Regions from separate parts of the Homo sapiens genome. Here region 1 is linked to region 2. A link is an interaction called in ENCODE POLR2A ChIA-PET data of the cell type or tissue named here. Cell type or tissue: HCT116. All regions are shown on one strand. Each heading gives the region's core, and the rest is flanking DNA. Links, peaks and the distances in the headings are about the cores only. Region 1 overlaps PAAF1 (proteasomal ATPase associated factor 1). Region 2 overlaps MRPL48 (mitochondrial ribosomal protein L48).

Evidence for each region. Peaks named below come from ENCODE experiments on the same cell type or tissue, not always from the same donor. Only the 100,000 strongest peaks of a DNase experiment are listed, where the experiment ranks them.
Region 1: POLR2A ChIA-PET joins it to region 2 with 6 read pairs; 6 of 35 experiments call an interaction of 5 or more read pairs at or near these places.

What each region holds. Positions count from the first base shown.
Region 1 is chr11:73,916,250-73,921,623 of GRCh38, reverse strand. It overlaps PAAF1 (proteasomal ATPase associated factor 1), which reads right to left. Exons shown (of 12, transcript NM_025155.3): 9 at 4,964-5,079; 10 at 2,592-2,674. It also overlaps the pseudogene ARPC3P4. Among named protein-coding and RNA genes, the nearest start is that of DNAJB13, 32 kb to the left of the region's middle. RefSeq lists a silencer at 900-1,112. In HCT116, for the core only: no CTCF peak of the experiment used is centred there; no DNase peak of the experiment used is centred there.
Region 2 is chr11:73,793,670-73,799,043 of GRCh38, reverse strand. All of the region lies in intron 1 of MRPL48 (mitochondrial ribosomal protein L48), which reads right to left. Among named protein-coding and RNA genes, the nearest start is that of MRPL48, 8.5 kb to the right of the region's middle. RefSeq lists an enhancer at 1,403-1,922. In HCT116, for the core only: no CTCF peak of the experiment used is centred there; a DNase peak (open chromatin) is centred at 2,933.

The DNA.
Region 1 (5,374 bases), core at 100-5,099, 120 kb before region 2:
CTGGGCAGCATTTTCCAGCAAGATATACGAATCTTTTGCCTTTATTTCATAAAGTTTTATACAGAAGAGAGAAGACCATGTCTTTACTTGAAAAACTCTTGATCAAGAATTTGGGTGGGAGAAAAGAAAGTGGGTTATCAACAGTGATTTGAAATTTTCTGCAGCATTAAGCTGGCGCTTAGTAAGAATAAGTAATAATAAAGAAATTTCTAACATTCCAAAAAAAAAAAGTACAAAAAGTAGAACCATGAGTCAGCTCTTCTCCACCTACACTCCTCATATAACCCACACATCACCTTGCAACAGAGATTTTTTTTTTTTTTTGCGAGGCAGTCTCACTCTGTCGCTGAGGCTGGAGTGCGGTGGTACAATCTTGGCTCACTGCAACCTCCACCTCCCAGGTTCAAGTGATTCTCCTGCCTCAGCCTCCCAAGTAGCTGGGATTACAGGTGCACACCACCATGCCTAGCTAATATTGGTATTTTTAGTAGAGATGGCGTTTCGCTATGTTGGCCAGGCTGGTCTTAAACTCCTGACCTCAGCTGATCCACCCGCCTTGACCTCCCAAAGTGCTGGGATAACAGATGTGAGCCACTGCACCCAGCCAGAGATGTTAATAATCAGTAAAATGGCCTGTAGATAGGACAGAGGAGGCGAGAAATATCAAGGCCTCAGGTGATCTATCCGCCTTGGCCTCCCAAAGTGCTGGGATTACAGGCGTGAGCCACTACACCCAACCTTATTTTTTAATTTTTAATTTTTTTTTTTTTTTGAGACAGAGTCTCACTCTGTCACCCAGGCTGGAGTGCAGTGGCGTGCTCTCAGCTTACTGCATCCTCCACCTCCCAGGTTCAAGTGATTCTCTTCCCTCAGCCTCCTGAGTAGTTGGGACTATAGATGTGTGCCACCATGCCAGCTAATTTCTGTATTTTTAGTAGAGACAGCGTTTCACCATGTTGGCCAGGGTAGTCTCAAATTCCTGACCTCAAGGAATCCACCCGCTTCAGCTTCCCAAAGTGCTGGGATTACAGGTGTGAGCCACCACGCCCAGTCACTATCTTTTTAATATTTTTTTAATTGAAAAAATTATTTTTGAGACAGAGTCTCGCTTTGTCACCCAGGGTGAAATGCAGTGGCACAATCATGGCTCACTGCAGCCTCACCTCCTAGATTCAAGTGATCCTCCCACCTCAGCCTCCTGAGTAGCTGGGACCACAGAAATGAACCACCATGCCTGGCTAATTTTTATTTTTTGTAGAGACAGGGTCTCCTATGTTGCCCAGGCTGACCTCAAACTCCTGGGCTCAAGTGATCCTCCCGCCTCAGCCTCCCAAAATGCTGGGATTATAGGCATGAGCCACTGTGCCCAGCCTACTTGTTTTTTAAATTAAAAAAATATATAAAAAATATTATATTTTGGAGTGACTTTAGGTTTACAGAAAAGTTAGTTAAAGATAATACAGAAGGTTCCCATATGCCCTTAATCAGTTTCAGGTTTTCCCAAATGTTATCACCTTACATTTGTCAAAACTAAGATGCCAATATTGGTACACTACTACCACCTAAACAGCATGCTTTTTTTTTTTCACCAGTCTTTCCTTAACATCCTGGATCCAATCCAGAATACCACTGACTTAGTTGTCAAGTTTCCTTAGTCTCTTTGGTTGACTTTATTTTCAAATCACTAAATTAATATAATCTGAAATGGACTCTGGACTTCTTGTTAAGTGAAGCAGTATCCTTTCCTAACTGTTTAAACCATATTCAGCTGGGTGTTCTGTAAATAACAGCCCAAAACATCCTAACTGACATACTGAAATGCTCAAGGTAGGTAGGTAGTCCCTCCAGGCTGTATAGTCCAGTCCTCCTGACCTACATCATTCCTACAAGGATCCAGTGTCCCTTAATGTACACTTTGCTCCAGGCATTTCCCCAACACCATTCCTGAACTCCATTCCAAAGAGTTTGTCCTGGCTACATTAAGATACTCGCTTTACCTAGAATATGTATGTAAAGCATCAAACACAGTACCTACTACATAGCAGGCCCTCTGGAAATGCTAGTGCTCTTCTTCTTTTGCCCCCGCTTGCCTCATCTATGACTTTGCATATACAATAGCTTCAGCTTTCAGTGTCCCTCTTTACATCTCCAGTGGGTGAAATCTTTATCAGTTTACATGTCACGTAGTTCACGAAGACCTTGCTGACAGCACTCCTACCTCTAGAATTAGCTATTCTTCATTTCCTCATGCAGTCTTCTGATGTAGTCCTTATCAAACTGGACTGCAATCAAATGTTCACACGTCTGTCTGCCTTACTGTGAGCTCCTTTAAGGCAGAAGAGTGGTGGGCATTGAGCTAAATTCTGGGAATAACACAATGAATAAGGCACAGTCACCACCCTCAAGGAGTTTGAACTGGAGGGGGACACAGACAATCACAACGTAGAGTGATAAACACTATTGATAGGTACAATATGCCAAAGAATCATGGGGGACCATGCCCCAACCCAGCCATAGATCAGACACTTAAAACTATGTTTAATTAACTGAACTACAGAGAAGCATCTCTCTCAATTGGCCCATGGACCCACCTTGGCTAGCAATGAATCCATCTCTGACACTTAGCAGGGATAGAACTGGTGCTCCTGATCTGTGGATGACTTGTACCGGAGCCCTAGGATTCAGAGAAAGGGGAAATTTTACTTTCTTTCTTCAAAAGCAATACTTGACTATATTCAACATATAGTACTAACCACATAAGAGCAAACAGGATAAAATGTGAAGAAAGATTAAACATTTCTATGGTTTCTTTCCTGGCAAGAACCTTAACTGGCAGATTAAGGTAATTCAAAAACCATCCATGTCTCTAAACATGAACTAAGTCACCACCCAAATCCTGAGTTTTTAAGGTAGGTATGACATGGGTTGAAGATAACAATATTAGCAGTATGTTAAACTTTTCACTTAACAAAAGAATTAAGATTTGTTGTAAAATATTAAAATTGTCAGGACTCTAAAAAGAAAGAGGCTGAGGCAGGAGAATGGCGGGAACCCGGGAGGTGGAGCTTGCAGTGAGCCGAGATCGCGCCACTGCACTCCAACCTGGGCTACAGAGCAAGACTCCATCTCAAAAAAAAATAAAAAAAAAAAAGAAAGAGAAAGCTGAGTGAGAATCAATTTAATATATATGTAAGTGTGACTTTATAATAGTGATCAGAGATTCCCTATCTCTGTGGAGGCAAAAAAAAAAAAAAAAAAAAAAAAAAAAAAATTAAGTAACTGAAATGATGGAAGAAAAGGTATAAGCTAGTCACCATCTACTGGAATTTATTCCCTACTCTTGGAATAAACTTAGAATGGCAGGTAAGGTCAGAGCAGCTCCTGTTTTCCTGCTGGTATCACTTCTCACCACTGCCCTCATATGCAGGGAACATACCTGTCATAGACTCCTGAAAACAATCCCCTTCACATGCCTTCATATATGGGATTCTATACATGGGATTCTACCGAGGCCAGCTCTTTTCCTCCTTCTTTACTTGGCAACGTCCTACTCAACAAGACCCAATGTTTCTCATTTCCTTGGAGAAGCAGTCTCACCTCCTTCCCTCTCCTTTTTGGTGCTTCCTTAGATTTCTGTAGCTAGCCCTGTCAGACAAGTGATCACACTGCACAACAGTCTTTTACTTGTCCATCTTTACCATTAGACTCCAGGTGCCTCAAAGGCAGAGTCTGTATCTTTTTTTTTTTTTTTTTGAGATAGAGTCTCGCTCTGTTGCCCAGGCTGGAGTCCAGTGGCACGATCTCAGCTCACTGCAACCTCCACTTCCCAGGTTCAAGCGATCCTCCTGCCTCAGCCCCCCAGTACCTGGGATTATAGGTACGTGCCACCATGCCCAGCTAATTTTTGTATTTTTAGTAGAGACAGGGTTTCGCCATGTTGGCCAGGCTGGTCTTGAACTCCTGACCTCAGGTGATCCACCCACCTTGACCTTCCAAAGTGCTGGGGTTACAGGCGTGAGCCACCACGCCCAGCCCAGAGCCTGTACCTTTTATTTCTGGTTTTCAGTGCCTTGAACCAAGCCTGATGCCCACAGAAGCTATTTTCAATAAATATCAGTTGAAAAAAGGAAGGAAATCAAAGGAGGAAGGGACAAAATTGTAGAAATTGTTAAATCCTGCAACAGAGAGATTGTGTGATTCTCTTTGGATATCTTTAAGGCCAAAGAAAAGCCTGTTTAGAAAGGTCATGATCAAAACTACATAACTAACAGAGCTGGGTTCCTTGAACTAAAAATGATCATTCAGGGCTGGGTACAGTGGCTCATGCCTGTAATCCCAGCACTTTCGGAGGCTGAGGCGGGCAGATCACGAGGTCAGGAATTCGAGATCAGCCTGACCAACATGATGAAACCCTGTCTCTACTAAATATACAAAAATTAGCTGGGTGTGGTAGCGCGCACCTGTAATCCCAGCTACTCAGGAGGCTGAGGCAGGAGAATTGCTTGAACCCGGGAGGCAAAGGTTGCAGTAAGCCGAGATAGCACCACTGCACTCCAGCCTGGGCGACAGAGGGAGACTCCATCTCAAAAAATAAATAAATAAATAAAAATAATTCAATCTTTCAATCTTAGGGTAGCCAGGGTCTAATGTAAGAGAAAATTACTGAGCTCTTTAAAATTAAAAGTTCTAGACAATCAATTTAAATGAAATGTTAGTTTATATTTAAGCTTAATTTTCAAAGCAATCATTAGTCAGACAATCATAATGGTATGAATCATATATTTTAATATGAGTCCAGGAATAATAAGAAAAATCAGAAAATTCAGACTGGAAAACCTTTGTAAATGGAAAAATATACCCTTGATTCAATAGTTATCTATATGCTAGGCTAAATCAATGTTAAAGCCAATAAAAATTTCCACTCTGCAGAAGACCTGCATCATGTAAATGAATGGTGACTCACCTTGGACTCCTCACATCCAGCTGATAAATGTTTCCATCTTGAGTCCCAGCCAATAGCAAGAAGCCAGAGAGAAAAGTACAGCAGTTGAAAGCGTCTGAGCCAATAAAGAGGAACACCTGGGAACAAGTAGGAGGCAAAAATGCTGTTTAAAGATTAATTTGTTTCCAAGAATAAACAGGCACCAAAAAAGGAAAAATTTCACTATATTTTGAGATATTTTCTTCCTTCCCCCTTTAATTATTCTCAAATGGTAAATTACACATTCACCAAAAACTGAGAAGGAAGTACTCCCAGGATTTCAGGAACCTGGGGTTGACTAAGGACTTGAGCAGGTTATATAATATACTCTGAAGTAGCAGTTTTCCAACTACTACCACTCAACACACTGTCTCACAGGATCCTCACCACCAA
Region 2 (5,374 bases), core at 135-5,134:
TCAGTGCCCACCACTACCTTCCTTTCTTTTCTTTCTTTTTTTTTTTTTTGCTTGAGAGGGAGTCTTGCACTGTTGCTAGGGCTAGAGTGCAATGGTGCGATCTCAGCTCACTACAACCTCCGCCTCTCAGGTTCAAGCGATTCTCCGGCCTCAGCTTCCTGAGTAGCTGGGATTACAGGTGCCTGTCACCAAACCCGGATAATTTTTTGTATTTTTAGTAGAGACGTGATTTCACTATGTTGGCCAGGCTGGTCTCCAACTCCTGACCTCGTGATCCGCCCACCTCAGCCTCCCAAAGTGCTGGGATTACAGGTGTGAGCCACCACATCCAGCCTCACCATTACCTTTCCCACGTACGCAACCAATACTAGCCTCTCTGTCTATAATGATCCATCTGTTACTTAAATACCTCCCTGGTCAAAACTGAAACATTTTCAGACACTGCTAACTATCTGAATGTTCTCCCACATAGAAAGCCCAAACCCATCTCCCTGTAACTTCTACGGTTTGTGCCTAGTTCCCCACTCTGACATCATACAAAGTAAGTTCAGTTCTTGTTTTTCATACAAGAAGTCAAACCCTTCATGTATTTGAAGGCAATAATCATTGCCTCCAGGTTTTCTCAAGTTCTTTTAAAAATTGTTTTTGTTGGCCGGGCGAGGTGGCTCACATGTGTAATCCCAGCACTTTGGGAGGCTGAGGCGAGCAGATCACCTGAGGTCAGGAGTTTGAAACCAGCCTGGCCAACAGGCTGTATTTTGTAAAAGGCTGTATTTTGTATTTTGTAAAAATACAAAAATTAGCCAGGCACAGTGGTGGGCGCCTGTAATCCCAGGTACTCGGGAGACTGAGGCAGGAGAATCACTTGAACCCAGGAGGTGGAGGTTGCAGTGAGCCGAGATTATGCCACTGCCCTCCAGGGCGACAGAGCGAGACTCTGTCTCAAAAAAGAAAAAAAAAATTGTTTTTGTTTCCAGTCTTTCCTTTAGCCATAACCTTCTAAACATATTTATGTTGATTATCAAAGTCTGCCTTTGGATTGGGTCCTTATGGCTGTTAGGAGCACAAGTTTTATATCCAAACCCAAACACAAATTTGTGTTTGAATATCAGCACTTCCATTTTACTAGCTGTACAGTCCTTGGAAAGTCAGCTGGCCTCACATATTGTTACGGGATTTTTGGAGTGTCATTTTTCTGGCCGGAAAAGTCTGTGGCTGGTGGCATCTTTGCCCGAATTTTGCTCTGGTCCACTGGGCTTGTTTCACCCACTTGTCTTGGCAGGCTGTCCTCCGCTCACACTACCAGCCTGGGTCCCACGCCTGCCAAGGGCAAGTCAGGCATAGGCCAGTGAGGGGTATGTGAGTGAGCATGGGGTCTGGCCAATGTGCACAGTCAGACATGCCGGCTGCTGCAGCAGGGCGGGCAGCTGCAGGTGCTGGCACAGGCACTGGCTCTCTGCGAGGCCGGACCAGGTGCACCACAAGCAGCTTTCACAGCTGGCACTGGGGAACACGTGGCGCTCAGAAGCTTGGAGATGCCAGCAACCACAGGGCTCCAAGGAGGGAGTCACAGCCCTGGCTCAGGGAGCTCCCAGGTCTGGGCTCCCTGAAGGGCTGCAGCTCTTCTTTCCTTCTCTTCACCCACAACCTGGTGAAAAAGGGGCACATCTCAGCCCTGTTTCTGTTGCAGCTCTTTTAGCCCTGCCATTAAACAGGTCCCAAGTTCTTGTCCTGCAACCAGAACAAATGGAGTATGCAGACAAGCGGAGGGTGAGCAAGACAAAGAAGAGCTTTATTGAGTGGCAGAATAGCTCAGAGGAGGACCTTGGAGTGGGCAGCTCCTCTCTGCAGGCAGGTCGTCTGAATGTCTTCCCAGCTCTCAGCAGAGAAGTCTCTAGAGTGGATAGCTCCTCTCTGCAGCCGGTTGTCCCGATGTCTGTTCAGCTCTGGCTGAGCCCAAGGTTGGTTTGTTTGCTTTTTTTTGAGACAGTCTCACTCTTTTCACCCAGGCTGGAGTGCAATGGCGTGATCTCACTGCAACCTCTGTCTCCTGGGTTCAAGGGATTCTCCTGCCTCGACCTCCTAAGTAGCTGGGATTACAGGCGCCCACCACCACGCTCGGCTAATTTTTTTGTATTTTTAGTACAGATGGGGTCTCACCATGTTGGCCAGGTTGGTCTCAAACTCCTGACCTCAGGTGATCTGCCTGCCTTAGCCTCCCAAAGTGCTGGGATTACAGGCATGAGCCACTACACCCAGACCCAAAGTTTTTATGAGCCTCAGAGGGAAGGAAGTACATGTTGATTTGTCCATGGGTGGCCATGGGCAGGCCTGGAAAAGGTACCGTTAAGTTCCCACTCCTGTCCACGGGACTGGCAGCCTAGCCCCAGACTTCAGGCACTCCCTGGCCTGAAGGTGGGGTCTCAATGGGAACCTGCCCCCTTCTGCCCAGGAAGCTGTCTGCCTCTCACTGCCATTCATAGTGCCCTGTAGGTGCCAAGGGGCACGGGCAGGCCACTGCTGAGCTGCCTTCAGCCCCGCTTTGGCTTCCCTCCTATGCCTGTTGGTGCCCAAAGTCCAGAGGGGGCCAAGGAGGCAAGAGGCTGGCGTGTCAGCACTGCCCCGAATGTGTGTACACCTGGCCAGGCTGCGACAGTACCTGGGCTTGGCCCCAGCTTTGCTCCAAGATCAGAGCTGGTGTCGACAGCAGGGAGAAGCCAGGCAGCAGGAGCAGACACCTCTGAGCCTGCGAGGGCTGGGGCAGCCTTCCTGGGCCCCACAAGAGTACACAGATGCCTGGGTCCGCAGTCACAGTTTGGGCGGCCGTAACTGCACTCGGAAGAGCGGAGCTCCTGCTTGCTCCGTGGAGCAAGAGGCCTAGATCCACAGCCATGACTTGGGCACCGCCCCAACTCGGAAGGGGCAGGGCTCCCACTTGTCCCTGGCTCTGACTGGCTCTGGCCACGCCTCCCTGCTGCAGCCAGAGTGATGGCAGCGGCCAATCCAGATGGCCCACGATTTCATTTATATGAAATGACTAGAATAGACAAATCATAGGACGGAAAGATGATTAGTGGGTGCTAAGGGCTGGGAGATGACAGTATGGGGAGTGACTACTTATGGGTAAGGAGTTTCCTTTTGGGATGGTAAAAATGTTCAGGAATTAAATAGTGGTAACAGTTGTACAACTTTGTGAATATACTAAAAACCATTAAATTATCTACTTTAAAAGTGAATAAGCCGGGTGCAGTGGCTCAAGCCTGTAATCCCAGCACTTTGGGAGGCTGAGGCGGGTGGATCACGAGGTCAGGAGATCGAGACCATCCTGGCTAACACAGTGAAACCCCATCTCTACTAAAAAAAAAAAAAATTAGCTGGGCGTGGTGGCGGGTGCCTGCAGTCCCAGCTACTGGGGAGGCTGAGGCAAGAGAATGGTGTGAACCCGGGAGGCGGGGCTTGCAGTGAGCGGAGATCGCGCCACTGTACTCCAGCCTGGGTGACAGAGACTCGGTCTCAAAAAAAAAAAGAGTGAATATTATAATAAATGAATTATATTTTTTAATTATTAAAAAAGAGTCACAAGAAAACTTTTATGACTGCTCAGACTTGCTTGGATCCTGCTGTTATACTTTAAAAAAAAAAAATTCAGAGATGAAGTCCAGGTGAAGTCAGACTTCATCAGAGATGAAGTCCAGGCTCACGCCTGTAATCCCAGCACTTTGGGAGGCGGAGGCAGGTGGATCACCTAAGGCCAGGTGTTCGAGACCAGCCTAGCCAACATGGTGAAACCCTGTCTCTACTAAAAATACAAAAATTAGCCGGGCATGAGGCCAGGTGCAGTGGCTCACACCTGTAATCCTAGCACTTTGGAAAGCCGAGGCGGGCGGACTGGCTGAGCTCAGGAGTTCAAAACCAGCCTGGGCAACACGGTGAGACCCCGTCTCTACTAAAAAAATACAAAAAAATTAGCTGGGTGTGGTGGTGGGTGCCTGTAGTCCCAGCTACTTTGGGAGGCTGAGGCAGGAGAATTGCTTGAACCCAGAAGGCGGAGGTTTCAGTGAGCTGAGGTCACACTATTGCACTCCAGCCTGGGCGACGGAGCAAGACTCCATCTCCAAAAAAAAAAAAAAAATTAGCTGGGCATGGTGGTGCATGCCTGTTATCCCAGCTACTCAGGAGGTCGAGGCAGGAGAATCGCTTGAACCCGGGAGGCGGAGGTTGTGGTGAGCCGAGATCATGCCACTGCACTCCAGCCTGGGCAACAGAGCAAGACTCCAACTCAAAAAAAAAAAAAAAGAAAAGAAGTAAATACTTGCCCTCATAACACAAGTGCTGGATGATACTTCTAAGCCAGAGCTGAGCTCCATTAAACTCAATTCCCTAACTAGATTCTCTTGAACAACTTAACCCAATTTTACAATCTTGTGGTCACCATCTAAAATGTTTGTTTGTTTGTCTGACCTGATTTAAATTTTTTTTTTTTTTCCAGAGATGGAGTTTCACTCTTGTTGCCCAGGCTGGAGTGCAATAACACGATCTCGGCTCACTGCAACTTCCTCCTCCCACATTCAAGTGATTCTCCTGCCTCAACCTCCCGAGTAGCTGGGATTACACACATGCGCCACCACGCCCAGCTAATTTTGTATTTTTAGTAGAGATGAGGTTTCTCCATGTTGGTCAGGCTGGTCTCAAATTCCCAACCTCAGGAGATCCCGCTGCCTCAGCCTCCCAAAGTGCTGGGAGTACAGGCGTGAGCCACCATGCCCGGCCTTGATTTATTTAATTTTATTTATTTATTCAGAGACAGATAGTTTAGATAGATAGATAGATAGATAGATAGATAGATAGATAGATAGATACAGGGTCTCACTCTGTTACCCAGGCTGGAGTGCTGTAGGGTGATCACAGAGCTCGCTGCAGCCTTGGCCTCCCGGGCTCAACTGATCCTCCCACCTCAGCCTCCCGAGTAGCTGGGACTAAAGGAACATGCCACCACACCTGGCTAATTTTTGTATTTTTTGTCAAAACAAGGTTTCAGGCCGGGCGTGGTGGCTCACGTCTGTAATCCCAGCTCTCAGGGAGGCAAGAGGTGGGAGGATAGCTTGAGCCCAGGAGTTCGAGACCTGCCTGGGCAATATAGCGAGACCCTGTTCTCCAGAAAAAGGGAAAAAAAAAAAAAAAAAAACACGAAACAAGGTTTCGCCATGTTGCCCAGGCTGGTCTCAAACTCCTGAGCTCAAGCAATCCACCCACTGCAGCTTTTCAAAGTGTTGGAATTATAGGCATGAGCCACCATGCCTAAATATAAATCCAATCCCTTACCTCAATTCTCACTCCCATACTATTTCTCTGCATACTCTCCCGTAATCTACAC